2 separate regions of the Homo sapiens genome follow, and region 1 is linked to region 2. The links are chromatin loops, found by intact Hi-C in ENCODE. Cell type or tissue: IMR-90. All regions are shown on one strand. Links, peaks and the distances in the headings refer to the core of each region. The heading gives the core; the rest is flanking DNA. Region 1 overlaps TOX2 (TOX high mobility group box family member 2). Region 2 overlaps LOC101927200 (a long non-coding RNA gene).

Region 1 (8,331 bases), core at 65-8,064, 240 kb after region 2:
TGTGGCTGGGGAAGCTTGGACAAGTTAACCAAGTTTTCTGAGCTTCAATTTTGTCTTTAGAAGTTCCTCAGAGTGATGCAGAAGTAAATTAAGTGTGTTTATATCCAAAGTGGTTATTCTAGTGCTTGGTACATAGCAATTGGTAGTTAGCCTGAGGTGCTACTAAAATCCCCATTTTATAGATGGAAAACATTATTTTCAGTAAGGTAAAATGGGACAGGTACATACTCAGCCCCAAGTAGAGGCCCGGAAGCCCTGGGGTCAGGCCAGTGATGCAGGCCTTCGAAGATGCATCTGCTTGCGAGGTAGCAGGGTCTGTGCCAACAGCCACCCGGTGGCGCCGAGCTCATAGTTGGGAGGGTGCTTAGAGCAGAGTGAGGAGCTGGGGCGCATGGCTTTAAGAGGAGTGTGTGTCCAGCTGGGAAGGATGAGCAGGCGGTGAGAGTGACCCATGCACTTGGAGAGAGAGATGGGGAAGGAGGGCTCTGAGGAAGGTTGCTGTGCATTGGGAGGTGGGATCTTCCTCTTATAAGTCCCCTGAAGAAAACCTTCAGTGAAGTTCTTTGTAACTGCCCAAAGGCTTTAAAAGTTAGCACAGTGTGACCTTTGGCTATTGACTGCTGGGATGGCCCTCAAGGGTGGGAAGTTTGTGGCTAGTGGTTATACTTGTGCCATGTGTAAACTGAGCAGTTGTAGTTTTATTGTTGCCACTAGCCTTCATAAACAATGGTTGGCAATTGCAACAGGAAAGATATAATGGGAAGGGACGAGGAAGCCTTTTAAAATGTATGTATGTATGTATGTATGTATGTATGTGTGTATTTTTTGAGATGGAGTCTCACTCTGTCACCCAGGCTGGAGTACAGTGGTGTGATCTTGGCTCACTGCAACCTCCGCCTCCTGGGTTCAAGTGATTCTCCTGTCTCAGCCTCCCGAGTAGCTGGGATTACAGGCATGTGCCATCATGCCCAGCTAATTTTTGTATTTTTAGTAGAAATGGGGTTTTTCCATGTTGGCCAGGCTGGTCTCGAACTCCTGACCTCAAGTGATCTGCCCACCCCAGCCTCCCAAAGTGCTGGGATTACAGGTGTGAGCCACTGTGCCCGGCTTTAAAATTTATTAACATGGTATACTCCCACCGAAACGGAGAATATGTAAAAGACTAAGTTGAGAAGGATCTGGAGGAACCAGTACCCTCACTCACTGCTGTGTAAATTGGTACCACCATAGATGCCATTTTGCAGTATCTAAAGCTGAATATATGTCTCTATGACTCAGTAATTCAACTCCACAAATGCCTTCGTATGTTCAGGCCAGGCGTGGTGGCTCATGCCTGTAATCCTAGCACTTTGGGAGTCTGAGGTGGGAGGATCGCTTGAGCCCAGGAGTTCAAGACCAGCCTGAGCAATTTAGTGAGACCCCTGTTTTAAAAAATTAAATAATTAGCCAGGTGTGCTGGTACATACCTGTAGTCCCAGCTACTCGAGAGGCTAAGGTGGGACGATCACTTGAGCCCTGGAGGTTGAGGCTGCAATGAGCCATGTTTGCTCCATTGCACTCTAGCCTTGGTGACAGAGTGAGACTGTTTCTTAAAAAAAAGTTTATAGGAGTGTTTTTCATTAAAGCTCAAAACTGAAAACAATCCAAATGCCCATCAAGAGTAGACTGGATACATGATTCTGAAATATTCTTACACAGTGGAATACTATGCAGCAATGAGAATGAATGATGTGTAACCACATGCCATCAAGCAGATGAGTCTCACAAACACGTTGAGTGAAAGAAACCAGACAACAAGACAGAACATTCTAGACAATGCCATTTACATACAGCACATGAACAGGCAAAACTAATCAATGGAGATAGAATGTGAATTGCAGTTACCCTAGAGGGGGGTGGGGAGTGACTATAGGGGCTTTGAGGGGCTTCAGAGGTGCTGGGAAGGTTTTCTCCCTTCCTTTGAGTGCTGTTTACACAAATCTGTTCACTTTATGAAAATTCATTGAGCTGTACATTTATGATTTGTGCACTTTTCTGTTGTATTCTATGCTTCAATAAGGTGTAAAAAAAGAAAGATCAAGGCATTGTATTTTTACAAGTATCTCAATTTTTAGAGACAGGGCAGGCAGGGAAGGGAACCTAGCCAGGTTTGGTCATTTGTATCTTGTGTTAATCCGGTCACCAGGGTAGTAAATTCCCACTGAGAGCATGGATGGGCGAGCCTTTTACCGCTTGAACAATGTATTTAACTTCCTGGGAGGGAAAGAATTATTTTAGCCTCATAATGGATGATGAGCTGTGAAATTGCTCTGGCTGTGGCTTGCCCCAGGGAAGCAGGTGGCACGGGCTTCCCCAGATCTGCTCAGCTCTGCAGGCTCTGGCCTTCCACTTCTATTTCCTTGTGGACAGAGTTTTAGGAAATGTTTGAAATATCAACATCTTTTTTTTTTTTTTTTTTTTTTTTTGGAGACAGTGTCTCACTCTGTCGCCAGGCTGGAGTGCAGTATCACAATCTTGGCTCACTGCAACCTCCACCTCCCCGGTTCAAGTGAGTCTCCTGCCTCAGCCTCCTGAGTAGCGGGGATTACAGGCACATGCTACCACACCCAGCTAATTTTTGTATTTTTATTAGAGACGGGGCTTTACCATGTTGGCCAAGATGGTCTTGATCTCTTGACCTCGTGATCTGCCCGCCTCGGCCTCCCAAAGTGCTGGGATTACAGGCGTGAGCCACCGCACCTGGCCGAAACATCAACACTTAAAGCACATGCATATGTGTGTGTGTGTATGTGTGGTTTTTGTGATGCTGTGCTGTGGTGCCAGAAAATCTTGTTAATGGAATATGTGAAGATGTCTAAGTTTCTCTGGGCACAGACAACACACATGCTTGTGTACAGACACATTCATGCACAAATATAAGCAAATACAAACACAACTTGTAGGCATGCTCAGTGTATGGAAAGGCACATTGAGCATTGCTGTGTGCTCCTGGGCAAGTTACTCAATCTCTCATTGCCTCAGTTTCTGCAGTGAAATGGAGATAATAAATCACCTGACTCTTGGGCTAGTGTGAGCAATACTCTCACATGTGCACAAGCACACACAAATGAGATTTTAGTTTCCGTTTATTTGCTTAATGGCTGCTTTCCTCCTAGACTGTGGGTTTCGTGGGGGCAGGGACCTGGCACAGGGTAGGAGTGGAGTTGGTATCTGGTGAGCTAATATCTGGTGATGAACAACTCTCACAAGCCTACTGGTACACATGCTGTTTAGACACATTCACAAGCACATCTGACACACTTATTCACAGGTGTAGGCACATACAGGGATATACACACACACACTCAAATGTGTCCAGACTCAGAACTTAGGAGGGTGGATTTATCTGCAGTTTGGGGACTCTGGACTAGAAGTGAGAACACTGGGTTTTGGTTGTGGCTCCAGGTAACTCTAATTTATTATGTGACCTTGAGTAAGTCTCTCTTCTCAGAGGTCAAGGACTCCCAGCTGCATGTGATGGACTGGAATTTGAACCACAGTTAGTCTGAGTCAAAGTGCTTTTAATGATTCAGGCCGTGCTATCCCCAGTGTGGTCATGGACATGCAGCATCCCCTGGAGCTTGTTAGGCATGCAGCATCTCAGTCCCCACCCAGAATCTGATTTAGAGTCTCCTAAATCAGAATCTTCATTTTAACAGATCCCTACTTGATTTGTGTGCACATTACAGATTGAGAAGTGCTGGCCTAGTGTACTTTGCCTTCCCCAAGCACTGCAAGCAATTAGCCCATGCTGAGGGGGTTCATAAGCTGGTGGGGCACAGGCACATGCCTACCCTGAGGAGCAGTTAGAGAATGGGAGAGGAGGCAGTCGGGAGCTGCCTATAAAGACAGAATCAACATGGAAGCTCAGCATCACACATGCGGGAGCCCAGTCCCTTCTATTTATAAAGAAGCAGAATCACACAGTCGTTAAGAGTGCCAATTCATGAGCTAGGCTTTTTAATTTTAAAAACAGCATATATTAGGGCTAGGCACAGTGGCTCATGCCTGTAATCCTAGCACTTTGGGAGGCCCAGACAGGTGGGTCACTTGAGGTCAGGAGTTCGAGACCAGCCTGGCCAACATGGAGAAACTCCATCTCTACTAAAAATACAAAAATTAGCTGGGCATGGTGGCATGTGTCTGTAATCCCAGCTACTCAGGAGGCTGAGGCTGGAGAATCACTTGAATCCGGGAGGTGGAGGTTACAGTGAGGCGAGATCACGCCACTGAACTCCAGCCTGGGCAACAGAGCAAGACTCTGTCTCAGAAAAAAAAAAAAAAAACCCACCCAGCATATATTAATCATCTCATAGTTACTGCATGCCAGGAATCAAGTGTGGCTTCATGTGGTGCCTCTGGCTTAAGATCTCTTGGAGGCTGTGCTCAATGTGATACTCAAGGCTGTGGTCTCATCTGATGGCTTGACTGAAGGGGGATTTACTTCCAAGTTCCCTCTATTGGTTGTTGGCCGGATTCAGTTCCCCTGAACTGAACCATTGAGTTGGAATCATGGCTCCATCCCTTCTTACCAGTTGTGTGGCTTTATGCAAGCTTCCCATCTCTGTGGCTCCTCTGTGAAATGATTATAATAATAACACCTGCCTCATAGAGTTGTTGTGAAGATTAACAAATTCATGTATGAAAAGTACATAGGATAAGGATACCTCTACACATGGTAAGTGCTATATAAATGGTTTCTGCTATTTTTTGAAAAAAGCTATAGAAAAGCAGGTCAGAACAATGTGACTATGGGGGCTGAGCTATATATTTTTTAAAAATTTTACTGGTAACTCCGTAGGTTGCAGCACAAGCCTAGTTCAGAGTGGATGCTTACTACATTTTAGGGGAGTGGATGAGCTCTGGGTGGCAGCCCCCTGATGGGATGTTTGGGGCATAGTTACAGGAGCACGGGGTCCAGGCTGCAAGAGGAGCAGGCCTTGCTCTATTCTGCCCAGATCACTGGGCCCCATTTGTGGTGCCACCACCTGGGAAGGCAGTAGGGTATTGTGGAAGTCCTCTCAATGTCACCTGGGAGGACAATGGCATGAGCAGAGGGGCCAGCACACCTAGGTGATACCACAGAATGCAGTGTTTGGGGGCTACAGTGAGTTCACTGTGGCTAGTATCAGGCAAGGTTGCAGGACTTGGTCCAGGAGGCCTTGGATGCCAAGCAGAGGCCGGGACCCTGTTCTGAAGGGTCTGAGCAGGGCAGTGTCCATGGAGCAGTGTGCTCTAGGGGACTTCACTGCTCAGCCTGGTGTCCTGGGATCTCGGGGCACTCATGAGGACCATTCTCAGAGAACTTAAGTGCCTTCATCCACAGGCAGCTGGCGTGTGGCACATTTTTAGGCAATGCTACTTCTGTCATTTTCAGAAGGTAGAAATGGGAAAGAAAAAAAAAGCTGCAAATAGACATCATTTTTCCAGAAGCTTATTTTAAGACAGAAACAACTAGAGAGCCTACTCATCATTTTTGCTGCTTTTAAAATCAGCACTGCCTTGTGTGTGCCTGGGTACCTGCATACAAGGAGCACAGGCATGAATTGAATTTGATTTTTAAAATCCCTTGATCCAATTGCCTCTTTTTACAGTTGGTGTAACTGAGGCCCAGAAAGGGGTCAGTGATTTGTCCAAGGTCACACAGCCTGTCAGAGGTAGGGGCTCAGATCTTCATGAGAAGATGCTAAGATAAGGACAAGGAACCAGGAGACCCCGATGGGCCAAGTTAGAATGATTTCATGCTGAACAGCGTCACTGAGCGGGCTGCTTCAGACCTTTGCTGACTTCTTAGAGCTTGCAGGAAAGATGGTGCAGCACTGAGCCCAATGCCATAGCAGACCATTAGGATGTTCATTCATTCATTCACTCCAAAACATATTTACTAAGCACCTACTGTGCGTCAGGCAGTGGTGTAGGTGCTGAGACGAAACTGTGAACAAAGCAGTCAAACACTCCTAGTCCTTACTCGTTCATGCATCCTTTTATTCAGTAAATGTTTATTGAGGGCCTACTATGTGCAAGGTACTATCCTTGGCCCTTGGAATATATCAGTGACCAAATGGTGGAATTTATATCCTAGTGAAGGGGACAGGCAATAATCATTATTATTATTATTATTATTATTATTATTATTATTATTATTATTTTGAGTTGGAGTCTTGCTCTGTCATCCAGGCTGGAGTGCAGTGGTACAATCTCAGCTCACTGCAACCTCCACCTCCCAGGTTCAAGCAATTCTGCTGCTTCAGCCTCCTGAGTAGCTGGGATTACAGGCATACACCACTATGCCCGGATCATTTTTGTATTTTTAGTACAGATGGGGTTTCACCATGTTGGCAACGCTGGTCTTGAACTCCTGACCTCAGGTGGTCTGGCCTCCCAAAGTGCTAGGATTACAGACGTGAGCCACTGCAGCCAGCCATAATCATTATTTTAAAGAAGTAAAGTATACTGTATGTTTGCAGGTAAAAGTTCTGTGGGGAAACTGAGCAGGTAGGGGAGCTGGGTGTGCCAGCAGGAGCTGCACTTGCAAACAGGGTGGCCAGGGAAGGCGCTGCTGAGAAAGTGACATTTGAGCAACGACTTGAAGGGGCGAGGGAGTTGAGATCTGGGAAAGGACATTGCAGTAGAGGGAACAGCCAGCACCAAGGCCCCGCAGTGGGAGTGTGCCTGGCATGTTTGAGGAACGTGGCTGGAGTGGAGGCAGTGAGGTGGAAGAACTGGGAGACTTATCTGATCGACGGCTGGGATGGTCAAGAGCAGCTCCCAACCACGTGTGGCATGGGCAGAGGTAAGTGACCCAGGACAGCATCAGGAGTGATCGTGTAGGAGCGATCGTGTAGGAGCCAGGATACCCCTACCTCCCTTGTAAGGCCTCCCAGCATTGACATGAGGGCAGGGCACGTGCATGGGGTGTGGCATCCCTTGCAGTGATTTAAAGGGAAGTCTCAGCATCTCGCAATGTCTTGGAGCCAAAGGAGCTCCCATTTTGAGGCCACTGTGGGAAACTCATGTGGCGTAAGGAAGGATCATAGCCTTCAGATCGAGCCAGGCCCATATCTGAAAAAATGTCGTGGTTGAATGTCTTAGTAATACCAGCATGGAGAAGCCATTTTCTAAGCATGATGTGAAAGCCAGAAATCATACATTAATACATTTAATGTTTTAACATAAATGTAAAGCCCTTGATATGGCAAAAGTTATAAATAAGATCAAGTGACAAATTGGGAGTAATATTTGTAGCATGTAACATGCAAACACATAGAATAAAACAATAGAAAAATGGCAGAGGTAATGCTGGTTTTAGAACATGAAACACATTCGTGTAGGGTTTACAAAAAAAAAAAAAAAAAGAAAAAATGGTGGAGGGCCAGATTTGGTCCACGGCCTGTGATTTGCTGATCCGAACTGATTTAGGAATGTTGACATGTCCAAAACTGAGCTCGTGGTCCTCCTTATACCCACCAAGCATGTTTTCCCCTCAGTATTCCTCCACCAGTGGCTCGAGATGGGAACCTGGGAGTGATGTTCGAGTCCCCGCTGAATGAGGAAGGCACGTGGCATGTCAGACACCATCCAGGCTGGCCATAGCGATGAGGGGGTGTCATAGGAGGTGAGACTGGAAGGAGACTGGGCCGGATCATGCAGGACTTTGCAGGCTACAGAGAGGGTTTCACACACACTGTATCCTGAGCGTAGAGGACATCAGCTAATGGGAGTATCACCATCAGTTTTGTGTGTGGAACCTCTACCCTGGCTGCTATGGAGAACAATTTGGAAGGAAAGAGATTAGAAGTTAGGAGATCATTGAGGAGGTGATTACAGCAGTCCTTGTGGGAGGTGATGACCGCTTGGACTAGGATGGTTGCTCTGCAGATGGATTGTGGTGGGAAGATTTGAGATACATGGGGAGGTGGGGCTGACAGGACTTTGTGATTGATTGGAGATGGGGATGAGAGAGGGAGGAATTGAACATCTCTCCCAGGTACCCAGCTTGAGCCACCGGTAGAGGAATACTGAGGGGGAAATGGACTTGGTGGGTACAAGGATGACCACAAGCTCAGTTCTGGACGTGTCAAAGAAATCATGGCCCTTGGACCAAATCTGACCCTCCACCTGTTTTGTGTAAATAAAGCTTTACTGGAACATGGGATCCTCCTAAGTTTAAATATTGCCTGTGGCTACTTTCATGCTATAGCAATAGAGTTGAATAGTTCTGACAGAGACCATATGACTCACAAAGCCAAAAATACATATTATCTGCAGAAAAAGTTTGCTGGGCTTTTGTGT
Region 2 (8,331 bases), core at 95-8,094:
CCAGAAGAACAGAACACAGAATCACAGAAACAGTCTGTGCCTTTCTACAAAGATGATTTTGAGGGTGTCAGTACTTAAAGGGGAAAAGCAGGCTGGAGGGAAACGAGGGAGGGTGTGGTCATATTACTGAATTCACATGTTGCAAGAGAAAAGGAGTAGATGGGGGACTCGTCAATTATGTATTCATCTAGCACTCAGTAAATTGGCACTTTAAGTAAGATAAGGTGAACCAGAGTAATTGGAGATATCTGGCCTTTTATCTCTACCTATCTGCTTAGGCACAAAAGGGAAGGCGTTTTCTTGCATGACTCAGCTTTCAGCTTAATTTTTTTCCTTTGGGTAGAGTGAATTGGAGTCCCAAGTTTTATTTTCCTTTCACAGTTTAGGAAGTCGGGAGAGGTGGGTTCGCCTGGGAACTCATAGTGAGACCTGCACTCTGAATTCCTTGGAAGACAGAGGAGAAAAATGAAGGGAAAAAAAAAAGGTGGGGAGGTGGTGGAGGGAGAGAGGGAATGGTTGGTGCTTTGGCCAAGCCTGAGTTTCCCCAGCTGCTCCTTGTTTAGGCAGGAGAGACAGGCAAACTGCAGAGCACTTGTGAGTTCCCATGGGAGCCCCTGCGCCCTGTGGGTCTGTTTCAGCATTGTCCTCCGTGCTGGGGATATCCCAGCTCCCAGCTTCCTGGAAGGCTGTCGTGTTAACCACGTTAACACTTTGTGTGGGGCTCAGCACTTGTGGAGTGCCCGTTTAGTTCTTAGAGTCGCCCTGTGCAGGGCCAGGTAATGCCTACCACGTCCTAAAATGCACTGCGTGCCCCACTGTGCCCCACTGGAGGTATGTGAGTGACATTTCATGGTGTTTTGGTGGACAGTTTTAATTTCAGTAATTACATATTGATATGGTTTGGGTTTGTGTCCCTGCCCAAATCTCATGTCAAATTGGAGGAGGGCTCTAGTGGGAGGTGGTTGGATCGTGGACGTGGATTTCCCCCTTGCGTTCTCGTGGTAGGGAGTGAGTGCTCATGCGATCTGATGGTTTAAAAGTGTGCGGCACTTCCCCCTTCATGCGCTCTCTCTCCGGCTCTGCCATTGTGAAGATGTGCCTGCTTCCCCTCTGCCTTCTGCCATGATTGTAAGTTTCCTGAGGCCTTTCAGCCATGCTTCCTGTACAGTCTGGGCAACTGTGAGTCAATTAAACCTCTTTTCTGTCTTTCTTTCTTTCTTTTTTTTTTTTTTTTAGACAGAGTTTCGCTCTTGTTGCCCAGGCTGGAGTGCAATGGCACAATCTGGGGTCACTGCAACCTCCGCCTCTCGGGTTCAAGTGATTCTCCTGCGTCAGCCTCCCGAGTAGCTGGGATTACAGGCATGCGCCACCACGCCTGGCTAATTTATTTTTATTTTTTTTTATTTTTAGTAGAGACAGGGTTTCTCCATGTTGGTCAGGCTGGTCTGGAACTCCCGAGCTCAGGTGATCCGCCCACGTCGGCCCCCTAAAGTGCTGAGATTACAGGCGTGAGCCACTACGCCTGGCCTAAACCTCTTTTCTTTATAAATTACCCAGTCTCAGGTAGTTCTTTATAGCAGTGTGAGAATGGACTAATACACATGTGTTTTAATGCATCTTAGCGGGGCTGATCATAAACATATTTGACAACTGAATGGCACAGGCATCAACGAATCAGAACGGATGCTAGCAGTAAATAGCCATGAATGTCTCTGGGACTCATAACTGAACTGAAAGGGGCTCAATTTTCCCCACCCGCCTGGTGATTGGGGTGCTCATAGTCCCCCAAGAGTGGGTTCCTGCTGTTTTCACCCCACCATCCTGGCCTCCAGAAATCCACTCTGAGCTTTGAGCTTCCATACAGGGAGCTCAGGGGAGGGTAGGGAAGAAGAAAGGAGCGTGGGGGTGGGGGGAGGGCTGCTGCCTGGAGCTGCCTCTCACACAGGACCCCCTGGATGGTCACTCTGTTTCTGGGATATTTAACCCCTGAAACTGTCCCCTGAGCAGCTGTGTCACCCCTGACCTGCTGCTCAGTGTCACCCCCTCTTTTATTTTAAGAAACAGAGTCTTACTCTGTTGCCCAGGCAGGAGTGCAGTGGTGCAATCATAGCTAACTACAGCCTCAAACTCCTGAGCTTAAGCAATCCTCCTGCCTTAAGCAACCCTCCTGAGTAGCTGGGACTACAGATGCATGCCACCATGCCTGGCTAATTTTTAAATGATATTTTGTAGAGACAAGATGTTGCTATGTTGCTCAGGCTGGTCTCAGATTTCTGGGCTCAACCAATCCTCTTGCCTTGACCTCCCAAAGTGTTGGGATTATAGGCGTGAGCCACTGCGCCTAGCCTCATCTCTCCTGTTTTCATGTGTGCCTTTGTAAATTACTTGTATTTCACTGGTTACTTTTTGTTTCTATAACATGTTTTATTGTGACACATAAAATGCAGGAAAAAATGCATAAAGCTCATATGTGCAGGTTAACACAGGACTGTAAAAATATCCTACACAAAGAAGGAGAACTGGGTTCCCTGGGGCCCCCACCATCTCTTCCCATGACAGCCTCCTGATCCCCAGAGAAAAGCACTATCTTTTTTTTTTTTTTTTTTGAGATGGAGTCTCTCTCTGCCGCCCAGGCTGGAGTGCAGTGGCACAGTCTCAGCTCACTGTAACCTCTGCCTCCCGGGTTCAAGCGATTCTTCTGCCTCAGCCTCCCGAGTAGCTGGGACTACAGGCGTGCACCACTACACTGGGCTAATTTTTGTATTTTTAGTAGAGACAGGGTTTCACCATGTTGGTCAGGCAGGTCTCAATATTCTGACCTCAAGTGATCCGCCCACCTCGGCCTCCCAAAGTGCTGGGATTTACAGGCGTGAGCCACTGTGCCTGGCTATCCTAATTTTTATAACGCTAATTTCTTTGCTGTTCTTTATAGTTTCACCACTTAGGAAAGCCCTTGTTTGTTTTGTTTGTAAAATGACAGTCTTTTTATTTATGAAAATCTTGGTAATCCTGGTTTTGTTTTCATCCCCTCCCCACCATGTCCCCTCCTCTCCCCCAGCCCACCATTTATGGCAAGTGAAATCCACCTCTGTTTACTGTGGGTATTCATTTCTCTCTTAACATGAATTATAATACATAAATACGTTTATTAAAAATTTTTTTTTGAGACAGGGTCTCGCTCTGTTGCCCAAGTTGAAGTGCAGTGGGTGATCATAGCTCCCTGCAGCCTCCAACTCTTGGGCTCAAGCGATCCATCCTCCTGCCTCAGCCTTCTGAATAGCTGGGACTACAGGAGACAGCCACCACCACACCCGGCAATTCAGAGAAAAATTAAGTAAAGAATAGCATGTATAAATGAGATGGGCAAGATGATGAAGGTGGTACCCAAAGAACTGAAGTTTGGGAAACGTTGATTATCTTCCATTTATGAAGAAAAAAAAAGTCTTGGGGAGGTCTCTGGAGGGTCAGGGACTGGAATCCAGGTGCGCTGACCTAGGCCGACGTGGGCCACCGGGACACCACAGCCCTTGGGGCGCCGGCGGCCGGTGTTCCTTCAGGGAGCCCAGAGGCTGCAGTGCCGCTATGCACCACCAGAGGGCAGCACGGCCCCGGCTTGCGGCTCCCGGCCACTTCCCACGCGGGCGGCTGGGGTGGCGCTGGGCGGCTCTCCCTGGGGATTCGGGTTTGCCTGGACTCATCTTAGTCCAGAGATCCTCAAACGAGCTCTGGGACACACTCCCTTCTAAATTACCTGGGTGCTTGTTAACAGTGTAGAGTTTGGGGCCTTCCTGGACCTACAGAATCAGCATCCCTGAAGCTCCAGGTGTGTGGCGTGGGAGCTAGGGGGTTTGGACAGTGGGGTGCTGGTCAGGGGAGTTTTGAGAACACTGCTCCAGGGAGGTGGGCACTGTCTCCCAGGGTCAGAGTTTGGGGGTGATGTGTGTGTGTGTGCGGAGGATTATCACACACACCGAGAGGGATTGCCGGTCGGAAGCCTGGGCTTGCATTTGGGCCCACCTCTTACTTGGATGGGTGGCAAATTCTTCGTTAAGCATTTTGCATCTACGCACCCTCCATTTGACCACCCATCCATCCATCATCCATAAATATATGATAACTAAACCCTTACCATGTGTCCCTTCTGTGTGTGGAGATATAGTGGTGAGCAACACAGACAGCGTCCCTGCCCTCCTAGAATTCATGCCTGTGTGGAGGAGCCAGATAGCAGCAAATAATCCCTCAAATATAAAATTACATGTTAGGCTGAGCGCAGTGGCTCACACTTGTAATTGCAACACTTTGGGAGGCCAAGGTGGGAGGGTTGCTTGAGGCCAGGAGTTCAAGACCAGCCTGGGCGATATAGCAAGACCCCATCTTTACAAAAAATTTAAAATAAAATTACAATTTATAGGAGCTGCCTTGAAGGAGGAGGGATTCATAGGGTGCTGTGTGGATGAAAAGAGCTCTAGGAACCTGAGGATGTGAAGGATTCTTCCCTTAGGAAATTATGCTTGAATTGAGATCTGAGGGTGAGAAGGAGTGAACCAGGTGGAGTCAGAGGGAAGAGTGTTTCAGACAGAGGAAACTCATGTGCAAAGGCCCTGAGGTGGAAATGAGCTCACTGCCTTGGCAGAAGAGTGTGGTTGGAGCAGGAAGGAAGAGAGGGACTGGCTAGACCTGGGGTGTGGGCAGTAGACAAGGACCAGTACCCTCAGGTTCTCAAATTTCCCATCTTCAAATGGGGCAACAAGAGAACCATCTATCTTGCAAAGAGGATAACATGTAATGATGAGCCCAAAGCATCTAATGTAGTGCCTGGTACACAGTTGGTGTCAATATTGGGGGTGGGGGTGGATCTGGGCAGAGGGTACAGCCTGGTTAGAGAGCTGTGGGGAAGCACTGGGCAACTGCGGGGACCAGAGCTGTCTTGGCCACCTGCAGGGACCAGCTGAGAAGTGTGTTTAACCACAGTGAACATTACCGTTGGCATCGCTGTCTTGTTGAAAACAAAGTGAAATTGGAGAACATACTGTTGTCTTGAACTAGGCCAAGATGACTAATTATTAGACTCACTTTTGAAAGGTTACCATATACAGACATGCGCTGAGGTGGAGAGAGGAGAGTTTGGAAATCTGATTCATTCTGAAACCCCAATAGATGGAACTCTTGCTCAGTTTCTGAGCATAATGACTGTGAACATTCGGTTTAACGCAGCTGTCACCACAGGCAAGGTGCAAAACAAAATGTTTCGTACCAGCTCCTTGGAGTGTCATGGGGCAGCTCATGGCAGCCCTGGGGAGATCTCTGCTAGATGGTGAAGGGTGTGCAACGTGGGTGCTGGTGTTGGGGAATTGAGGGGACGCCAGACCTCAAATCTGGGATCTGAGTCTGAGGGATGGCTTTGCCACAAGTGGACCATGTGGCTTAGGTTAACTTCCTCCTTTCTTTGGGCCTTAGTTTCCTCATCTGGAAAATGAAGGGCTAGACCAGATGCTCTCCAAGAACTTCTCTAGTTTTGTTGTTCTATGGCCTTTGCTGGTGGTGTGACTTTGGATGTTACCTTCAGCTCCTGGGTTTTAGTTTCCTTTTGAGCATTTTAGAGTTCCCCAAGAGTGTTGGTTTATTTCACTCCCCATTTGCTGCCCCCACCAATGAAGTCTAGCGACTCGAAATCTCCTTCTCCAGACTCCACTGAGAACAAACCACCCTAGTTCCTTGCCCTGTGGGTCAGTGGTTTAATCTGGGGATGCGTGAGTCCCTTGGTCCTGTCTGGAGATGCATAAATCCACTGTGGCCCGATGTGGGGATTCCAAGTCCTTGAGGTCTAATCTGGGGATGCATGTGGTCCAGTACTCACAGACCCAAGGGGGCCTGAAGGCACCTGGACCCTTCAGGAAGTCCTGTCTCTGGGACTTACAAGGGAACATTCGTGAAGCTGGTATCAGGGCTGAACGTGGATTGGGGCTTTCTGAGGGCCAAGTGCAGGCACTCATTTCCTTCTCACATTATTCCCACCTCTGAGGGGCAGAGGGTCTAAGTAATTTTCCCAAGGCCACACAGGGAGCAAGGGGCAGAGGTGGCATGTGTGCCCAAGCCTGTTTGATTCAAACTGTCGTTAACTTTGGAAACTGACCCCACCATCTCATTTATTTCTCACAACAAATACATCCATTAACAGGTATCAAGGCTTAGAGGCTTCATAGCAAAACAGAGTGGAGACCTGGTAGGTAAGCAGGCAGCTTCCAGATTTCTCCACCCAGCCCCCACTTCCTGGCCAGGAACTGGAGGCAGGGAAGTTCCATTGCCCATATAGCTGCATGACTTTTCATTTGCCCGTTCCTGTGGTCAGACTCAGTGGTGTGAGACTTCCTGTGGTTGAGCCGAGTGATGCAAGAACGTCGCTGTGCAGGGCTGTGGTCCTACACCGTCCACTTTATTGGTTGTCTAAGACATCTTCAATGGTAAAATGGGAAAGGCATAGTTTTTGTCCTGAACGTTGTCCTTACACCTAAGCCAGACTTGATCAGATGCCACATGGGGCGTATCCTCCTGAGCATCCCACGTCTACCGCCTGCCTTGGATGTCTGACATCAAGTATGTAAGTGCTTGTGTCTGGACCTGAACTTCACTCCAAATAGCGGGGTTGGCTACAGGTCAGTTACCCATGTGAGATTATAGTGCCCTGACTGGTTATTCTTTTTTTTTCTTTTCTTTTCTTAAGACAGGGTCTAGCTCGGTTGCCCAGGCTGCCGTGCAGTGGTGTGATTGCTCTGCCTCCTGGGCTCAAGCCATCCCCCCACCTCAGCCTCCTGAGTAGCTTGAACTACAGGCATGCACCACTGTGCCAGCTAACTTTTGCATTTTAGTAGGGATGGGGTTTTGCTATGTTGGCCAGGCTGGTCTTGAACTCATGGCCTCAAGTGATCCACCCACCTTGGCCTCCCAAAGTGATGAGATTACAGGCGTGAGCCACTGTGCCTGGCCACCTGACTGGTTATTCTTATCAAGATGAGAACAGAACTGAAATTGAACATAAGCCACCATTAATTATCATCAGTAATGTATTTAAGAATATAAGGCATAATTTTAAGTTACACTAAAATAAATATAAATGGCTTGACACAAGTAAACGTTCTTGCTCAACCCTTGATACCCTCTAGGGATGGATCTGAAGATCCATCCCCTAGACACATGAATATGATTTTTCAAATCATTATTATTACAGTTTTATAGAGACAGGGTCTTACTCTGTTGCCTAGGCTGGAGTACAGTGGTGTGACCACGGCTTACTCCTGGGCTCGAACTCCTGGGCTCCAGAGATCCTCTGTATTCATCTGTTCTCGCACTGCTGTAAAGAAATACCTGAGACTGGGTAATTTATAAAGAAAAGAGGTTTAATTGCCACATGATTCTGCAGGCAATACAGATGCTGGCATCTGCTTGGCTTCTGAGGAGGCCTCAGAAAGCTTCCAGTCATGGTAGAAGGTGAAGGAGAAGCACACGCATCGCATGGCCAGAGTAGGAGTGAGTGGAAAATGGGGCACTGCTACACACTCTTTTTTTTTTTTTTTTTTGAGGCAGAGTCTTGCTCTGTCACCCAGGCTGGAGTGCAGTGGCGTGATCTCAGCTCACTGCAAGTTCCGCCTCCTGGGTTCACGCCATTCTCCTGCCTCAGCCTCCCAAGTAGCTGGGACTACAGGCGCACACCACCACGCCCGGCTAATTTTTTGTATTTTTGTAGTAGAGACGGGGTTTCACCGTGTTAGCCAGGATGTTCTTGATCTCCTGACCTCGTGATCTGCTTGCCTGGGCCTCCCAAAGTGCTGGGATTACAGGCGTGAGCCACCGCACCCGGCCTGCTACACATTTTTAAACAACCAGATCTTGCAATAACTCACTCACTCACACAACAATAACAGTACCAAGGGGATGTCGTTAAACCATTTGTGAAGGACCACCCTCATGATCTAGTCACCTCCCACCAGGCCCCACCTCCAACCCCAGGGATTACAATTCAACATGCTATTTAGGCGGGGACACAGATCCAAACAATATCTTCCTCTCACGTAGCTGGGACTAGAGGTGTGCGCCACCAAGCTCGGCCTCTGGTTTTTCAAATGATATCCCAAATCGGAGCTCCTCTCACCACTTCCACTTTGCCACTTTTATTCAAGCCACTAGCCAACAACGTGGGTTATGACAGAAACAGAAGCCTCCGCGCTCCTTTCCTCCTCCAAACTTGCTCACCTTGTAGGTGACTCTCTATGCTGCGGGATCTGTTAAGGCTTGAGTCAGATGGCAAAGTCTCTGCTCGAGGCCCTCCGATGGTTT

The links. A loop is a pair of places that touch in the nucleus more often than their neighbours do. Peaks named below come from ENCODE experiments on the same cell type or tissue, not always from the same donor. Only the 100,000 strongest peaks of a DNase experiment are listed, where the experiment ranks them.
Region 1: it touches region 2 in a loop (13-fold over the local background); 2 of 110 quality-filtered maps call a loop at or near these places.

What each region holds. Positions count from the first base shown.
Region 1 is chr20:43,985,473-43,993,803 of GRCh38, forward strand. The region is part of intron 2 of TOX2 (TOX high mobility group box family member 2); the gene reads left to right. Among named protein-coding and RNA genes, the nearest start is that of TOX2, 75 kb to the left of the region's middle. RefSeq lists a silencer at 3,026-3,105. In IMR-90, for the core only: a CTCF peak has its summit at 3,607; no DNase peak of the experiment used is centred there.
Region 2 is chr20:43,746,335-43,754,665 of GRCh38, forward strand. All of the region lies in intron 1 of LOC101927200 (a long non-coding RNA gene), which reads left to right. Among named protein-coding and RNA genes, the nearest start is that of GTSF1L, 23 kb to the left of the region's middle. RefSeq lists enhancers at 1-154, 5,129-5,328, 5,519-5,588, 6,089-6,168 and a silencer at 3,530-3,689. In IMR-90, for the core only: CTCF peaks have their summits at 3,596 (motif pointing right) and 5,162; DNase peaks (open chromatin) are centred at 5,057 and 6,357; H3K27ac peaks cover 628 bases.